Linked DNA regions of Homo sapiens: region 2 is linked to region 1. A link is an interaction called in ENCODE POLR2A ChIA-PET data of the cell type or tissue named here. Cell type or tissue: GM12878. All regions are shown on one strand. Each heading gives the region's core, and the rest is flanking DNA. Links, peaks and the distances in the headings are about the cores only.

What was found. ChIA-PET counts read pairs that join two places held together with the same protein. Peaks named below come from ENCODE experiments on the same cell type or tissue, not always from the same donor. Only the 100,000 strongest peaks of a DNase experiment are listed, where the experiment ranks them.
Region 2: POLR2A ChIA-PET joins it to region 1 with 5 read pairs; 6 of 35 experiments call an interaction of 5 or more read pairs at or near these places.

Annotation. Positions count from the first base shown.
Region 1 is chr16:23,332,137-23,340,136 of GRCh38, reverse strand. All of the region lies in intron 1 of SCNN1B (sodium channel epithelial 1 subunit beta), which reads right to left. Among named protein-coding and RNA genes, the nearest start is that of SCNN1B, 34 kb to the right of the region's middle. RefSeq lists an enhancer at 3,891-4,170. In GM12878, for the core only: a CTCF peak has its summit at 4,166; DNase peaks (open chromatin) are centred at 3,391, 4,016 and 5,436; H3K4me3 peaks cover 1,858 bases; H3K27ac peaks cover 3,841 bases.
Region 2 is chr16:23,274,862-23,286,264 of GRCh38, reverse strand. It overlaps a transcript of SCNN1B not described here. Among named protein-coding and RNA genes, the nearest start is that of SCNN1B, 22 kb to the left of the region's middle. RefSeq lists an enhancer at 5,838-6,360. In GM12878, for the core only: no CTCF peak of the experiment used is centred there; no DNase peak of the experiment used is centred there.

The sequences.
Region 1 (8,000 bases), core at 1-8,000:
AAAATGGGCCAATGATTTGAATAGACACCATAAAAGAGGAAATATGAATGGCCCATAAGCATGCAAAAAAATGCTCACCATCATTAGTCACTGGAGAAATGCAGATCAAAACCACCCACAATGAGCTATCACTTCACACCCATTAGAAGGACTGATAGTATCTAGTATTGGTGAGGATGTGTAGCAACCGGAATTCTCCTACACAGCTGGTTGGAATGCAAAATGGTACAGTCACTTTGGAAGGTAGTTTGATATAGTTTCTTGTAAAGTTGCCAGGCGCGGTGGCTCACACCTGTAATCCCAATACTTTGGGAGGTCAAGGTGGGTGGATCACTTGAGGTCAGGAGTTTGAGACTCCGTGGCCAACATGGTGAAACCCTGTCTCTACTAAAAATACAAAAAAATTAGCTGGGAGTGGTGCCACACGCCTGTAATCCCAGCTACTTGGGAGGCTGAGACAGGAGAATCGCTTGAGCCCAGGAGGTAGAGGTTGCAGTGAGTCGAGATCGTGCCATTGCACTCCAGCCTGGGTGACAGAGTGAGACTCCATCTCAAAATAATAATAATAATAATAAAAATAAGTTAAGGATGCCAGGTGCAGTGGTTCACGCCTGTAATCCCAGCACTTTGGGAGGCCAAGCCAGGAGGATTGCTTGAGCCCAGGAGTTTGAGGCCAGCCTTGGTAACATAGTAAGACCCTGTCTCTATATTTAAAAAAAAAAAGTTAAATGAACAGTTATCATATGACCCAGCAATTCCACTTTTACTTATCCAGGAGAAAAACATACTTTCACACACAGACTTGTACATATATGTTCACTTATTCATAATAGCCCCCACCTAGAAGCAATCCACACGTCCACCAACAGGGGAAGAAATAAATAAATTACGGCATATCCATAATAGGATTCCATTCAACAATAAAAAGGAACCAACTATTGATACATAAAACATGGACGTATATAAAAAATATTAAGCCGAGTAAAAAGCTAAACACGTAAGAATACATACTATAGAATTCCATTATATGAACCCCTAGAAAATATGAATTAATCTATTGTGACAGAAAGCAGATCAGTAAGTATCTGGGCCTTGGGTGAGTAGTGGATTGACTAAAAGTTGTACAGGGAGCCTTTTGGAGACGATGAGAATATTCTAGATCTTGAATGGGATGGTGGTTCATTAAATGCATACACTTGTGAAAACTCATCAAACAATATGCTTCAAATGGATGCATTCTATTATATGTAAATTATGTCTCAATAAAGTTCTAACAAAAGACTTTAATCCATTGCCATTTCAAAATGATGAGATTTCACATTTTTTTAAAACGTGGATTTTCTTCATCCTTTGAAAAGTCAGAAAGATGTGACGGTTGTCCCCGCATGACCATGTTCTGCTAGATTTGACTAGCAGCTGCTCTCCTTGGATGGGTAGTGTGTTCCCAGCTCACCCCAATTCTTCCCATTCCATGCTGTCTTATACCCAGCCCTCTTTACTCATTTTCATTAGCTGCTCTGGCTCATGTGGACATCTGACTTTGTGACTCCTGTAAATTGCAGGTCAGATGCTTTCATTAAAATCCCCTGTACTTATTTTCGCAGCAAAACCTCAATTATCCAAGATTACTGGGGAATATGGTTTCTGGTAGCTGGATTTTTAAAGTTAATTGAAGGTTAACCTGAAAGTGGATTTGACTCTGGTTATTGAAAAATCTTGCATGTTTCTGCCTCTGCAAGGGCAACCAGAGGACATGACTGACTCTTTATTCTCAAGCACCTGGCCAGGTGTAACAGCCACAGCTGAGGTTTAGTGTCCAGGCCAGAAAAAGTGAAGAAGAGTTTTAGGGAAGCTGTCAGGATCTCTAGAGAAGCCAGGGCATACCTTGGACACAATTTCTATTTATAAATTCAAATATTATGTGCATTCCCAGCACCAAGATTTTGGTCTCTAAATACCATTTTTGACTAAAAGAACCAGGGCTTCTTAGAAAAATGGTTGCTACCAGCTTTGGTGCAGGAAATGTATTAAATGAGCCTTTCTTTTTTGTTGTTGTGGTTTTTTTGACACGGAGTCTCACTCTGTCATACAGGTTGAAGTGCAGTGGCACAATCTCAGCTCACTGCAGCCTCAACCTTCTGGACTCCAGCGATCCTCCCACCTCAGTGTCCTAAGTAGCTGGGACTACAGGTGCGTGCCACCCGGCTAATTTTTGTTATTATTATTTTTTTTTGGTAGAAATGGGGTTTTGCCATGTTGCCCAGCTGGTCTTGAACTCCTGGGTTCAAGTGATCCTCCTGCTTTGGCTTCCCAAAGTGCTGGGATTACAGGTATGAGCCACTGTGCCTGGCCTATATGTTTTAAATGTTTAAATATTAACCATCTGGTACTTTAAAGAAGTTTGCTGATCTCTGATTTACTATGTCATATATATTTGCACTAAATAAGAAGAAACCTGGGGCCAAGCACGGTGGCTCAAGCCTGTAATCACAGCACTTTGGGAGGCCGAGGTGAGTGGATCACCTGAGGTCAGGAATTCGAGACCAGCCTGGTCAACATGGTGAAACCCTGTCTCTACTAAAAATACAAAAATTAGCCGGGCATGGTGACAGGTGCCTATAATTCCAGCTACTTGGGAGGCTGAGGCAGGAGAATTGCTTGAACCTGGTAGGGAGGTGGAGGTTGCAGTGAGCCGAGATCATACCACTGCACTCCAGCCTGGACGACAAGAGTGAAACTCCATCTCAAAAAAAAAAAAAAAAGAAAGAAAGAGAAAGAAACCTGGCCACTCCTGGTAGCTCATGCCTGTAATCCCAGTGCTTTGGGAGACTGAAGCAGGAGGATCACTGGAGTCCAGGAGTTTGAAACCAGCCCAGGTAACATATTGAAAGCCTCACCTCTACAAAAAACTTACAAAATTAGCCAAATGTGGTGGCATGTGCCTGTGGTCTCAGCTACCGGGGAGGCTGAGGTGGGAGGATTGCTTGAGCCCAGGAGTTGGAGGTTGCAATTAGCTATGATTGTATCATTGCAAGCCTAGCCTGGGTGACACAGCAAGACACTGTCTAAAAAATTAATAAATAAATAGTAAAAAGAAATATTTCAAATGAGTATTTCATATAAATATTTATAAGCTTGATTTTGTTATTTCCCTCTAACTACCTGCTAATTCAATGCTTTCCTTAGCATTGATCATTTGTATACCACTTTTGCAATTTTTGCTAAATCTGTGTAGCACTTGTATCATTATTTACTTACTAGATAATGCCACATCATCTCATTTTTTTATTTTTGGCTAAAATAAACTCAACTTCCTCCTAGGCACTACTATGAATACAAAGCAATATTACACCTGTGAAATAACAGGTTTGATGTGCTGAGCCATTTTTTCCTAATACACATGAACATACTTTCTTAACTATTCAGAAAAAGGTTCCTCTGAGAATCATTGAAAAAAAAATCATCTTGGCCAGGCTTGGTGGCTCAAGTCTGTAATCCCAGCACTTTGGGAGGCCGAGGTGGGCAGATCATGAGGTCAAGAAATCGAGACCATCCTGGCCAACATGGTGAAACCCCGTCTCTACTAAAAATACACAAATTAGCTGGGCATGGTGGCACGCATCTGTGGTCTCAGCTACTCAGGAGGCTGAGGCAGGAGAATTGCTTGAACCCGGGAGGGGAAGGCTGCAGTGAGCCGAGATCGTGCCCCTGCACTCCAGCCTGGCGACAGAGCGAGACTCCGTCTCAAAAAAAAAAAAAAAAAAATCGTCTTGCTTACCACCCTTTGGGAAATGCCCTGTTAATTGTCTTTCACGGGCTGAAGCATGTACTGGTCCAAGGACATATGCTCTCTTCCAAGGCATTTCCTGGTGTGGCTTCATGCCGTCCTTTTAAGTATGTTGGGGTGGGCATAATTATGCCCATTACACAGCGAATTTAGAGCACAGAGGGACTCAGAGGGACTTACCCACAGTCATGGTGAGTCAAAGGGCAGGTCTGAAAATAGAAACCAGATTGCCTGGCTTCCGGCCACCTCTCACCTACTAGCTCAGACGGGGCACCTGACATCTTGCACCTGTTCTGGTGGGTGTTGGGGAAATCTGAAGTGGGGCCATGCAGCTGCCCGCATCCTCTGTGTGCACCTATGAACCTCTTTTGCCCAAGGCTGTGGTTCCCTGACATCTAGGGGTGCTCCCAGAAAGCCAAACACAGCATGACTAATGGAGACGATAGGGAAAGTGGCTTCCTCCACAGCCCTCTAAGATACAGGTCTTATTTGAGCTGATCAGAGACAGTGAATGTTGTCAATATATACAGTTAAGTGAGAGCAAAGAAAGGGTAGAACAGCATATGAAGCACACATGCATTTATGTTAAAAAAAAAAAATAGAGGCCGGGCACAGTGGCTCACACCTATAATCCCAGCACTTTGGGAGGCTGAGGCAGGTGGATTACCTGAGGTCAGGAGTTCAAGACTAGTCTGGCCAAAATGGCAAAACCCTGTCTCTACTAAAAATACAAATATTAGCTGGGCATGGTGGCACACACCTGTAATCCCAGCTATTGGGAGGCTGAGGCAGGAGAATCGCTTGAACCTGGGATGCGGAGGTTGCAGTGAGCCAAGCCTGCCCTCCGGCCTGGGCGACAGAGAGAAACTCCATCTAAAAAAAAAAAAAAAGAAAATACAGGCTGGCACGGTGGCTCACTCCTATAATCCCAGCACTTTGGGAGGCTGAGGCAGGAGGATCTTTGAGCCCACAAGTATGAGGCCAGCTTAGGCAACATAGAGGTATTTCCTTGTATCTGTGCAGTCCTTCTACCAGGTCACACAAGAAAGTGGTAATATGAGTTGCCCTCAAGAAAGGAACTGAGTGGCTGGGGGAACAGGCAGAAAAGGAGACATAAAAAAATTATTTACTCCTTTTGCACCTTTTGAATTTTGCAGCATATCAATGTTTAATCTATTCAGTCAGCAAATATTGATTAATCATCCATTGTGTACTCTGCACTGTTCTAGGTGCTGGACATTCATCAGTGAACAAAACAGTCAGGCAATGAATCTCTGCCTTCGTGTAGCTTACATGTCCACAGGAAAGAGAAAAAAAATATTGAAAAGAGCAATTAAAATTTAAAATGTGGACTGATTAGAGTTAGAGCCAAAAAATTTGTATAGCAGTGATTAGATTTGCAAAGATTAAACTGTTCCATAATACTAAGTATGGGCCGAGCTCTGGGGAAAAAAACACGTTTATGTGCTGATGGGGTTGAAATTGGTGCAGTCATTTGGACAGCAATCTGGCAGTCCCTACTACATTTAAAATGTGACAGCCCATGACCCCACAGTTCCACTTCATGTAGTAAGTGTGCTTTGGTGCATTGGTGCATGCACACACGTGTGCACAGTTTAAGGATGTTGATTGCAACACTGTAATATTCTCAAATGGGAAACAGCTTGACCACTTAGAATGAGAAGGTTGCAGAGGGGTGAATGGGGTGCAAACAGCTTTACCACAAGAGCTGAGGAAGCAAAGCAAGGAAGAACAGCTGCTGCAGGTTAAGGCAGGACTAGGGCAGTCCAGACGGGTGTGCCTCAGGGTTTCAGGTGAGCTGAAGTGTTGATGTTCTAGACCTGTGGGCGGCTGGAGCACCCCTGTCCCCCACTGCCTGCCCTCCACTGCCATTGGTCACATGCCACCTTGTCTCTTTACTGTAGTGTGAATCCTGTGCATACAGTATGCATGTATATAGTCCATGACTCGAAAAAGGCTGGAAAGCACTGGTTTAGAAACACTTTATCACTCATTCGAGCCCTGAAATGCTAAGAATTTACAGCAATGTCATGCTGATGTCAACTCTGAGTTCTCCGGGGTGGGTCATGGGAGGTTCACTGTAAGGCAGTGTTGAGGCGGTAGCCACACTCCCACACCACGTGGAGATGTTCTCTGGGGTCGCTGCCCCACGTGTTGGGTGGTGTCTGGGGAATGTGGCTGTCCACCCTGTTGGGGGCATGTTGGTGGCTGTCCCACGGTTTCATTCCATGGTGTGGCAATGGCAGAGTCACCCTCTCATTCTATGGGGCAGGGAGCAACCTTACATGGTGATGAGTAATTCCCATCCACATCGCAGGCAAGCACAGCACATCTGGGCGTTAAGGACCTGGATGTGACTAACATTCCCATTCAAGGGCAGACAGGGTAGGGTTTGGGAGTTAGGCCCCAGTTAGGGTCTGGTTCTGCCATCTCCTTAAGGAAGGGGCTCAATCCATGACGTAAATAGGTTGGTCTCTCTGAGTCTTTATTTTTAAATTTTAACTTAATTTAATTTTTAAATTAGAGATGGGGTCTTGCTGTATTGCCCAGGCTGGTCTCAAACTCCTGGGCTCAAGCAATCCCCCCACCTTGGCCTCCCAAAGTGCTGGGATTACAAGTGCGAGCCATTGCATCCAGCCATGAGCCTTAATTTTATCATCTGCAAATGGGAATAATAGTACCTGTGCCTTCTAGGTTGTTGTCAGGATTCAATAAGATAAGGCATGGGAAGCAGTTTGCACAGTGCCCGTCGCAAAGTAAGTGTTCATAAATGGCAGCTATTGTTATTTTTAAAAATTATTATTCTTGGTATTAACATTTTATGGAAGGTGTAGAATTATTCAAAATGGCCCTGGGTGTTTACCATGGGTGGTTGGAACTGTCATTCACAGAGAAATGGCCAAGCAGAGAAGAGGTCTCTAGACTCTGCTTCTCGTGGGACTGAGTCACTCCCTGGCAGGGAAATCCCATACTCCCCAAGGTCTCTAGTTGTCCCGAATTCCTCAATGGCTGGCAGCTGGTTTTCCCAGACAACAACTGCAAACAGCTGCACCTAAACCTAGCCTGCCTGGCCCTGGTGGCCATCTATGCTTCAGCAATAAGGCCTTTTTTCTTTCTTCCTTCCTTCCTTCCTTCCTTCCTTCCTTCCTTCCTTCCTTCCTTCCTTCCTTCCTTCCTTCTTTCCTTCCTTCCTCCCTCCCTCCCTCCCTCCCTCCCTCCCTTCCTTCCTTCCTCCCTTTCTTCTTCTTCTTTTTTATTTTTTTGGAGTCTCACTCTGTCGCCCAGGCTGGAGTGCAATGGGGCGATTTTGGCTCACTGCAACCTCTGCCCCCCAGGTTCAAGCGATTCTCCTGCCTCAACCTCCCGAGTAAGCTGGGATTACAGGCGCCTGCCGCCGCGTCCAGCTAAGTTTTTGTATTTTTAGTAGAGGTGGGGTTTCACCATCTTGACCAGACTGGTCTTGAACTCCTGACCTCGTAATCCACTGCCTCGGCCTCCCAAAGTGCTGGGATTACGGGCATGAGCCACTGTGCCTGGCCAACAAGGCCACTTTTCTACACTTGGCTCCTTTGAAGGAAGACCCGTGAGGCTGGGGTCACTCCACTAGGATGGAATCCTCACCATGTCAGCAGGTGCCCTGGCCCTGGCAATGCCTATATGTGGGATTACAGGGAGCCTAGGGGATAAAAAACATCTCTGACCAGGCATGGTGGCTCATGCCTGTAATTCCAGCACCTTGGGAAGCCAAAGCAGGAGGATCACTTGAGCTTAGGAGTACGAGATCAGCCTGGCGACATAGTGAGATCCCGTCTCTACAAAAAATAAAAAACGAGGCCGGGTGCTGTGCTTTACTCCTGTAATCCCAGCACTTTGGGAGGCCGAGGTGGGTGGATTACCTGAGGTCAGGAGTTCAAGACCAGCCTGATCAACATGGTGAAACCTCGTCTCTACTAAATATACAAAAAATTAGCTGGGCATGGTGGTGGGCGCCTGTAATCCCAGCTACTCGGGAGGCTGAGGCAGGAGAATCGCTTGAACTCGGGAGGCAGAGGTTTCAGTGAGTCGAGATCACACCACTGCACTCCAGCCTGGGCAACAGAGCGAGACTCCATCTCAAAAAAGAAAAAAAAAAAAGAGCTGGGCATGATGGCATGTGCCTGTGGTCCCAGCTGCTTGGGAGGCTGAAGTGGGA
Region 2 (11,403 bases), core at 1-8,000, 54 kb after region 1:
ATCATTTTGTTCGGAGTTGCAAAGTTCTAATGCTCTCATTCCTTTGACATTTGTGAGCAGGCATTCTTCCTTAAAGAAGAGCTTCTTTCCCTCACTGACTAGGGCAGAATAAATTCTTTCCTTGTTATCACTACTATTTTTAGAGTAAGGACTTGATGCAACAGCTGCCTCCAATGATGACAAATAGTTCCTCCTTTTCTGTTTTCTCTTTCTCTTTTAAAATATCATTATGAATTCATTGATCTTTAAAAATAGATTTAATATGTTTCATTCAATGGTATTTATTATTTTAAGACAGTGTCTCGCTCTGTTGCCCAGGCTGGAGTGCAGTGGCTCGATCTTGGCTCACTGCAACTTCTGCCTCCTGGGTTCAAGCGATTCTCATTCCTCACCCTCCCAAGTAGCTGGGATTATAGGCATGCACTACCATGCCCAGCTAATTCACGTGGTTTTAGTAGAGATGGAGTTTCGCCATGTTGCCCAGCCTGGTCTTGAACTCCTGACCTCCAGTGATCCTTCTGCCTTGGCCTCCCAAAGTGTTGGGATTATAGGCGTGAGCCACTGTGCCCAGACTATTATTGTATTTTTTATTATTTTTTTTTATTATTATTGTTTTTTTACTCTTGCTAATTAAAAATTTTCTGTACAGATAGAGTCTTGCTATGTTGGCCAGGCTGTTCTTCAACTCCCGGGCTCAAGTGAGTCTCCTGCTTTGGCCTGCCCAAGTGCTAGGATTACACATATAAGCCACCATGCCTGGCCCATTTATTATTTTTTAAAACATATTTTTTTAGGCTGGGTGCACTAGTTCATGCCTGTAATCTCAGCACTTTGGGAGCCTGAGGCAGAAGGATCACTTGAGGCCATGAGTTTGAGACCAGCCTGGACAACATAGCGAGGCCCTACCTCTACAAAAAATAAAAAATTAGCTGGGTGTGGTGGTGCACACCTGTAGTCCCAGCTACTGGGGAGGCTGAGACAAGAGGATAGCTTGAGCCCAGGAGACTGAGGATGCAGTGAGCAATGATCACATCATGGCATTCCAGCCTGGGTGACAGAGTGAGAGTCTTAACTTCTTAACGTCTAACATGACCATATGGTACCTTTGACAAAAGTGAGAAACCAATGTTCATACATTACTATTAACCAAACTCTAGACTTTATTTAAATGTTACCAGTTTCTCCACTAATGTGTTTTTTCTGTTCCAGGATTATTCATTCTTTCTTTTTGATACTAAAAAATGGTCCAAATTGAGCAAGTGGGAGCCCTGCCAGGCTACCTCTGTGTCCTTCTGATGGGACCATGAACTCGCATAGTCTTTGATAAGCTTCTTTGCTTTCCAGCCCAACAAGATGCCCCAGGCTCATTTGGATTTGATTTGTTTGCCAACATTTAAAAAGTAGCAGATCGAACTTGAAAATCAGGATTTTCTATTTCTCCTGAGAAGTCAGCAGATCTGGCAACACTGAACTTGCATTCCTTGGCAGAAATTGGCTGAAAGTTACTTAGTAGGGCTGCCCCATTTAGACATGGGGTGTGCTCTCCAGTTTGACATGGTCCTCACCTCTCCCTAGAACTGGTTCACTCCATGCTTTTGTATGCTCTGTCTGACTGCTGTAGGCATCTGAGGTTGCTCCCTCTGGGTTAAGAGCACAGACTTTAGTGTTTGTCTGCCCTTCCCTCTGCCTCCTAGCTTTCTTTCTATTTATGGAGTGCCTTCGTTGTGCCAAACACTATGTGAGGTGCTGGAGTTCTAACAAGACCAACATGTGGGTTGTTGACCTGTTTGATCTTAGATCCATGCTCTGCCATTTTATTTTATTTATTTTCTTAATTTATTTTTATTTATTTATTTTTTTGAGATGGAGTCTTGCTCTGTTGCCCAGGCTGGAGTGCAGTGGCACTGTCTCCGCTCACTGCAATCTCCTCCTCCTGGGTTCAAGCAATTCTTCTACCTCAGCCTCCCGAGTAGCTGGGATTATAGGCACGTGCCACCATACCTGGCTAATTTTTGTACTTTTAGTAGGCACAGGTTTTCGCCATGTTGGCCAGGCTGGTCTTGAACTCCTGACCTCAGGTGATCCGCCCACCTCAGCCATCCCAAATGTTGGGATTACAGGTGCGAGCCACTGCACTCGGCCATCCCTAACATTTCTAATGCAAGGTACATTTCCCAAGCTCTACTGCCAACTGGTCAATTGACTTCTATCTAAATTGGGCCAAAAAGAGGCACTGGCAGGAGATTGGATGGTGGGACAAGGGGAGGAGCCAGGGCGGTCCTTCGTTCCCCAAATTCAGAGAACATTTCCCAACAGAGGCTGCACCTCCTCCATGGTTTAGCTTCTCACTGGGAAGCTCCTGCTGTGGTTCTAGCTCCTTCTAGGTGGACCAAGTTCTGAGCATGACCCAGCTCTGGGCATCGGTAACACCACATCCTCCCTGTGTCCCTCCAGCCCTACCTGTGAGAGTAGTTTCCTGATGTTGCTGAGTCCAGGATTGCTTCACCATCTCCGGCTTGGCTTCTCAGCTGTTGAATCATTTGTGTAATTAATTTCTTGTATCAAATTTCCTCTATTTGAATTGCCTACAATGGTTTTGTTTTTCAGGGACAATGCAGACAATCCCTGATTTACAATGGTTCAATTTAGGATTTTCTGACTTTACCATGGTGCAAATGCCATATATATTCAGTAGAAATTGTACCTGGAGTACCTATACAACCATTCTGTTTTTCACTTTCAGTGCAATATTCAATACATTACACAAGACATTCAACACCTTCTTATAAATTAGGCTTGGTGTTAGATGATTTTGCCCAATTGTAGGCTAAAGTAAGTGTCCTTCTTATTTTTGGAGATGGAGTCTTGCTCTGTTGCCTAGGCTGGAGTGCAGTGTCGTGATCTTGGGTCACTGCAACATCTGCCTCTCGAGTTCAAGAGATCCTCATATCTCAGCCTCCCGAGTAGCTGGGACTACAGGCATGTGCCACCGCACCTGGCTAATTTTTGTCTTTTTGGTAGAGATGGGGTTTCACCATGTTGGCCAGGCTGGTCTTCAACTCCTGACCTCAAGTGATCCACCTGCCTCAGCCTCCCAACGTCCTGGGATTACAGGCGTGAGCCACTGTGCCCAGCTTAACGTAAGTGTTCTGAGCTTAAGGGGAGCTAGACTAAGCTATGATGTTTGGTAGGTCAGGTATATCAAATGCATTTCAACTTGATGCAGGATAGGCAAGCCCCCAAGTTGGGGCTTAGCCTAGGAGGGTTCTTGGCTTTGTCCAGGAGAGAATTCAAGGTCAAGCTGGTAGTGTTAAACAGCAACTTATATTGAAGCCACAGCACACAGCAGCAGCAGAAGGACTGTTTCTTGCAGAGCAGGGCTACCTCATAGGCAGTGTGCCCAGAAAAGCAGCTCAGAGGCAGGGCTGTACTTGTATTTACACCTACTTTTAATTACATACAAATCAAGAGGCAGTTTATGCAGATGTTTCTAGAAAAAGTGGTGGTAACTTCTGGGTTGTCAGGTTGTTGCCATGGAAGGGGGCAGGCGTTGCCATGGCAATAGTAAACTGACATGGCACACTAGTGGGTGTGTCTTATGGAAAGTTGCTTCTGCTCTGGCCCTGTTTTAGCTAGTTCTCAATTTGGTCCAGTGTCCAAGCCCCACATCTGGAATGGAGTCATGCCTCCTACCTCAATTAAGATATTTTCAACTCATGATGGGTTTATCAGGATGTAACCCCATCATAAACCAAGGAGGAGTATTCATAGATTCCTTTCTTTATCTGTACTTATTTGCTTTGTGAATCTTGGCAAGTTACCTAATCTCTCTTAGCCTCAGCCTTTGTATCAGGAAAATGGGATAATAATAGTGCCTATCTCATGTTATTGTTGTAAAGATTAAATTAGAAGACACATAGTAGATGCTTAGCTCAGTTCTTGGCACCTAATAAATGTTTGAAAACCCTATCTGTTCTTCCCCCTCATTTTGGGGGGTACTAATTCCATCACTGTTTTTATTTATTGAAATTAAATTTTCTATTTTTATGGATTTATGGGTACAAGTGCAGTCGTGGTACGTGGATATAGTGTGTAGTGGTGAAATCTGGGTTTTTAATGTACCCATCACCCAAATAGTGTATATTGTACCTAATAGGCAGTGTTCCATCCTTCATCCCTTTCCCACCCTCCCACCTTTTGGAGTCTCCATGCCAGGCTAATTTTTGTATTTTTTCTGTAGAGACGGAGTTTCCCCATGTTGCCCAGGCTGGTCTCGAACTCCTGGGCTCAAGCAACTCACCCACCTCGGCCTCCCAAAGTGCTGGGATTACAGGCATGAGCCACTGCACCCGGCCAGTAAGTATTACTATTATGATCCCCAGTTTTCCACATATAAACAAGCACAGAGAGGTTAAGTGATTTGCCCAAGGTCACACAGCAATTAAATGAATAATCAGGAGGCAAACTCAAATATGTCTGATTTTCATACAGTCCATACAGCAGTTAAATGAAGAATCAGGAGGCAAACTTAAATATGTCTGATTTTCAAGTCTTGTGTTTTGGATGAATAAAACCAGGACATGTCAGAAACTTCCTCCTCTGTATGTCCATGTGTACCCATTATCTAGCTACCACTTATAAGTGAGAATATGTAAAAACCCTTATCTATTCTTATTCTAGGTTACAGAGTGCCAACTGTACCTGACCCCACCAGGGACAGCCAGGGACTTCTTTCTCTGTGCCTCCATGGACACACAGCTAATGTTTACTGAACAGCTGTTATGTACCAGAGTCTTAACTTATTCCATCGTTTTTGTTTGTTTATTTGTTTTGAGACAGAGTCTTGCTCTGTCACCCAGGCTGGAGTGCAATGGTGTGGTCTTGGCTCACTGCAACCTCCCACTCCAGAGTTCAAGTGATTCTCCTGCCTCAGCCTCCGGAATAGCTGGGATTACAGGTGCCAGCCACTACGCCCAGCTCATTTTCCTATTTTTAGTAGAGATGGGGTTTCACCATGTTGGCCAGGCTGGTCTTGAACTCTTGACCAAAGATGAACCACCCACTTTGGCCTCCCAAAGTGTTGGGATTACAGGTGTGGGCCACCGCCTTATTTAATCTTAATAAAAATCTTTATGGAATGGCTATTACTGTTCTTCCCATTTTCCAGATGAGAAAATCAAATCACTGGGTCTCAGGGCTTGTACAGAAGAGGAGGCACGATTTGTGCCTAAGCAGTCCACCTCCAGGGTCCATGCATTTTAACCTGTACTCTAAATTTTTCTGGCATGTTGGACATCATTGTTACAGGATGTAAGGAAGTGTCTCTCTCCTCAAGTAGCCCACAGCCTGAGCTGGCTCATTAATTACTAAGCACAATGCAATGTGATATTTGCAGATCGTTTGTGTGCTTGTTAATTTATTCAGTCATTCATCCGTTTATTCATTCAGGAAGCTCTGAACACCAATTATGTGCCGATCCTGTGCTAGGGGCTGGTGAGGAGGCACATGGTCACTTGGGGAACCCAGACCACACCTTCTCTAGCCACTGACTGCATAGTGGTGAAAGAGGAAGCTTCTGACATTTCCTGGTGTTATTCTTCCAAAGCACAAGACTAGAAAGTCAGACATATTTGAGTTCGCCTCCTGATTATTCATTTACTTGCTGTGTGCCCTTGGGAAAATTGCTTAACCTCTCTGTGCTTGTTTAATACGTGGAAAACTAGAGCTCATAATAATAATACCTACCAGCCAGGCATGGTGGCTCACGCCTATAATCCCAGCACTTCGGGAGGCCAAGGCAGGTGGATTGCTTGATCCCAGGAGTTCCAGCCTGGGCAACATGGGGAAATCCCATCTCTACCAAAAATACAAAAATTAGCCGGCATAGTGATGCATGCCTGTGGGCCCAGCTACTCAAGAGGCTGAGGTGGGAGGATCACTGGAGCCTGGGAAGTTGAGGCTGCAGTGAACTGTGATCGTTCCACTGCACTCCAGCCTGGGTGACAGAGTGAGACTCTGTCTCAAAAAAAAAAATTAAAATTAAAAAAATAAAAATAAAAATGATACTTCCCTCTCAAGCTTCATGTAAGAGCGAAACAAGAGGATGAACGCAAAGCCCCTGGCGGAGTGCTGGGCACACGGAAAGGACTGAACCCATTGTTACTACTAACTGTTGGTGATGGTTGTTAACTGCGCATGACCACCAACAATGGAAGATTGTTGTTCTAAAATCTGCATCCCTTAGTTTGGCAAAATTTCGGTGGTGCTAGCAAACCAGGTGCATTCCTTCTGGCTTTTCAACCGACAAGTCTCAGCAGGATGAAAACAGTGCTAGTAGGCATGACAGATGCATCTTTACTGAATACACAAAGTCAGCTGTTGTTCTCCAGGGGCTCTGCAGAAACACTGGAGAGAGCTCGGAGCTCTGCAGGCTTCCTCCACCCTCCCAGCAAGCCCGGCCCTGCCTGGCTCCAGATCAGTCATGCCTGGCTGGGTTTAAAGAGCTGCAACCCATCTGAACGTAGAAGGTACGAATTTCACTCCACAATCTTGGACGTGCAACACATAAAAGTGTTTACTTTTCTGTAACGAAGTAATTTGTATTTCTGTCCTCTTCAAAAAAGAAGCAGAAAATTAAATATCAGCCAGTTCTGAGCCCAAAGATAAGCTATATGCGGAGGACTCCCAAATTTCTTCAGCATTTTCCCTGAAATCCAAGCACATCTATCTGTGTCCTTGACAATCTCACTTGGATGTTCATTAGACATCTCCAAATTAAGAATTATCCAGCACTGAACACCAGAAGCTTCTCCCTCACCCTCCTCCTTGTGTAAGTTTTCTCCATCTCAGTAAATGGCAACCCTGATCTTTAAGGTTTCAGACCACGGCTGGGCGTGGTGGTTCACACCTGTAATCCCAGTAGCTTGGGAGGCTGAGGTGGGCAGATCACTTGAGCCCAGGAGTTCAGGACCAGCCTGGCCAACATGGTGAAAACCCGTCTCTACTAAAAATACAAAAATTAGCCAGGCGTGGTGGTGGGCACCTGTAATTATTCCAGCTACTTGGGAGGTTGAGGCAGGAGAATTGCTTGAACCCGGGAGGCAGAGGTTGCAGTGAGCCAAGATTGCTCCACTGCACTCCAGCCTGGGTGACAGAGTCAGCCCCCATCACACACACACACACACACACACCCCACACACACAAAATTTTCAGACCAAAGACTTTGGAGGCTTTTTTTCAACACCCGCCCCCTCCCCTTTTTTTTTATTAAGGTGAGATTCACAGAACATAAAATTAGCCATTTCATTTCATTTTTTATTTTTTTAGAGGCAAGTTCTCACTCTGTCGTCCAGGCTGGAGTGCAGTGGTACGATCATAGCTCACTGCAGCCCCCAACTTCTGTGCTCAAGTGATCCTCCCACTTCAGCCTCCCAAGTAGCTGGGACTACAGGTGCATGCAATCAAGCTGGGCTAATTTTTTATTTTTTGTAGAGATGTGAGGGGTGGGGGGGTCACTATGTTGCCCAGGCTGATCTTAAGCTCCTGGCCTCAAGCAATAAAATTAACCATTTTAAAGTGAACAATCCAGTACCATTGAGTGCACTCAGATGTTATGCAACCATCACCTCTAATTCCAAAACATTTGTATCACCCTATAAGAAAACCCCATACTCATTAAGCAGTTACCCCCCTCCCGTCTCCCACTACCCCCTGGCAATTGGCAGTCTGCCTTCCATCTGCATGGATTTACCTATTCTGGACATTTCACATGAATTGAATCATACAATATGTGGACAGGCTATCCAGCCTGGGTGACAGTGTGAGACTGTCTCAAAACAAAGCAAAACAAAACAAAACTACAGATCATCTCTCTCTAAATGTCCCATAGGCACCACAAACTTGACAAGCCCAAAGTGAAACTCACCCCACTCCCAAATAGCCGAGGTTGTTGTCCTTCTTGGCAACAACTTAGAGGACCTGACTTCTTCCACTTAGCCAAGTGTTTTGAGGTTCAAGCATGTTTTAGCCTGTATCAGCACTTCATTCCCCTTTAGGGTTGATCCTACTCTCTTACAACGCACAGCCAATCAGCCAGTGAAGCCAGCTGAGTCTACCTTCAAAGTATTTCTAGAATGGATTCATTTCTCACCATTTCCACTGCTGGCACTTCATTCCCCCTCCCCAATATAGCATCACCTGTCACCTGGATCACCTGGATTTTCTTACTTCTGTCCTTCATGCTTCCCCCTCCCTCCCCACCCTGCCTGGTCCTTTTTTTTTTTTTTTTTTTTGAGACGGAGTCTCAGTGGCACGATCTCGGCTCACTGCAACCTCTGCCTCCCTGGTTCAAGCAATTCTCCGGCCTCAACCTCCCAAGTAACTGGAATAATTACAGGAGGAGAATCGCTTGAACCCAGGAGGTGGAGGTTGCAGTGAGCAGAGATTGCACTGCTGCACTCACTCCAGCCTAGGCAACAGAGCATCTCAATATATATATATATATTTGTTAAATTAATGAATTTTGGGATCTTCACTCTTTTCTCTTTGGTGGTGTCTGAGTTCCAAAGGGCTTACAAAGTGCCAAGATGTCAAGGAAAGGTGTCTTCTATATATATATATATATATATTTTTTTTTTTTTTTTTTTTTTTGAGACAGAGTCTTGCTCTGTTGCCCAGGCTGGAGTCCAGTGGAGTGATCTTGGTTCACTGCAACCTCCACCTCCTGAGTTCAAGCAATTCTCGTGCCTCAGCCTCCCAAGTAGCTGGGATCACAGGTGCACGCCACCATGCCTGGCTAATTTTTGCATTTTTAGTAGAGACAGGGTTTCGCCATGTTGGCCAAGCTGGTCTCGAACTCCTGGCTTCAAGTGATCCACCCGCCTTGGCCTCCCAAAGTGCTGGGATTACAGGTGTTAACCACGGTGCCTGGCTGCATCTTCTATCTTAAAATGAGGAATACCTTCCATGGACATGCTAAATTTTCCTCCGACACTGTTCTGAATTCTTTCATTCCTTCACAGCAATGCTCCTGATTGAGTGGCCTTCATCTCCCCTCCTCGTCAATCCGGGGCAATCTGGCTCTTACCAACACATCAACTTCCTTCCTGTCCAAAACTGATGGATGGTTTTCAGCCCTTGATTTAGTTTGCCTCTCTGCAAATACTGTTGCCTGCACATGCTTTCGTGAAATTGTCTCTTTCCTTGATCTTCATGATGTCACGCTCTCATTGTCTTTTGTCCTCAGATGCTACACTGCTTTGTATCAGATGCTTGTGTGAGCTCCACTTCCTCTGCTCACTCCTTAAATGTTGGCATTCCACAGGGTTTCAGTCCAGGCCTTGTTCTTTCTCCTGTTTCTCTCCTTCCTCCTCTCCCTGGAATGAACTTATTGACTCTCATGACTGTATCCTCAGCCTGAATCTTTTTCTTGATCTCTAGGCCCATATATAATTGACTACAAGGCTGGGTCCAGCTTACATCTGTAATCCCAGCACTTTGGGATGCCAAGGCAGGAGGATTGCTTGAGGCCACCAGTTCAAGGCCAGCCTGAGCAACATAGTTGGGACCCCCTCAAAAATTTAAAAAATTAACTGGGCATGGTAGCACCTGCCTGTAATCTCAGCTGTCTGGGAGGTCGAGGCAGGATGATCGCTTGAGCCCAGGAGTTCGAGGCTGCAGTGAGCTATGATTACACCACTGTACTCCAGCCTGAGCAATGGAGTGAGACCCTGTCTCTTAAAAAGAAAGAAAGAAGCCAGGCACGGTGGCTGATGCCTGTAATCCCAGCACTTTGGGAGGCCAAGGTGGGTGGATCACGAACGAGTTCAGGAGTTCAAGACCAGCCTGGCCAACATGGTGAAACCCTGTCTCTACTAAAAATACAAAAATCAGCTGTGCATGTTCACGGGCATCTGTAATCCCAGCTACTCGAGAAGCTGAGGCAGGAGAATCACTTGAACCCTGGGAGGTGGAAGTTGCACTGAGTTGAGATTGCACCATTGCACTGCAGCCTGGGTGACAAAGCAAGATTCTGTCCTCCCTACAAAAAAAGAAAGAAAGAAGTAAAGAAAGAAAGAAGGAAAGAAAGGAAGGAAGGAAGGAAGGAAGGAAAGAAAGGAAGGAAGGAAGGAAGGAAGGAAGGAAAGAAAGAAAGAAAGAAAGAAAGAAGGAAAGAAAGAAAGAAAGAAAGAAAGAAGAAAGAAAGAAAGAAAGAAAGAAAGAAAGAAAGAAAGAAAAATTAACTACAGAGCAATGCTCTCTAAATGTCCAGTAGGTACCACAAACCTGACAAGTCCAAAGTGAACTAATCCCACCCCCCAAACTGCTGGGATTGTTGTCTTTCTTGGCTAATGGAATCACCAACCATTCAGCTATCCCACAGGTAAACTCAGCCCTCATCCTTGTTTATCTGTTTTGCTTAGTTGCCCATCTCATCCATTATGAATCCTCTAACCCCATTTCCTGATATCTGGAACTCTCACTGCCCTCTGCAGCCACTCCTGTAGTTTAGACTGTCATCTTTTCTCACCTTCACAGCTGGTCTCCTGCTATCTTCTCTGCTTTTCCCCTCCAGTCTATTCTCCATATACAAACGAGATAAATTTTTCTGGAATGCAAATTTATCCTGAATTTCAGATCCTTCCATGGCTTTGATCATTATTGGGATAAATTCCTTGACCCAGCTTATAACACCCCGCCTGGTCTAGCCCCTGTGGTTGCTCCACCATCATGGCTTGCCTTCTGCTCTCTAGATAGACAGAACGTCCTTCTTGTCTTCAACATGCCATGATTTTCAATGCTTTTCATTTTTGCTTACATTGATCTGTTTGTTGGCAACATTGCCCTTCCCTTCCTCCCTTTCCTTCATCCTGATAACTCTTAACATATCTTCCAGGTATCAGCTTAGAAACCATTCTTCCAGGGAGTTTCCCCATCTTCCCAAGTCTGGCACAGCACAGACTGCTACGTGTTTACCAAACCCTGGTTCTTTTTCTTCTTGGGCTCATAGTTGGACTACATTTCCCAGGCTCCCATGCAGACGAGTGAGACCATGTGACTGAGTTCTGGCCAACTGAAAGTGGGTAGAATGATGTACATCTATTCAAGGTCTGTCCTATGAAAACCTTCCATGTTATCTTCCACAGTGTTCTTTCCCTCCCCTAGGTGGATGCAGAGGATCTGACAGGGAACTGACATTCTTATGGGAGGGCAGTGGAGCCATTAGATAGAAGGAGCCTGGGTCACTGAATGACTATGTGGAGCAGAGTCCCACCTACCCTTTCCTCAACCAGCATTAGATTGTAACATAAGTGAAAAATAAACTTTATTGTATTAAGACACTGAGATTGGAAGTTTGTCTGCTATAGCAATTAGCCTACCCTGATAAATATATCTGAATTATTT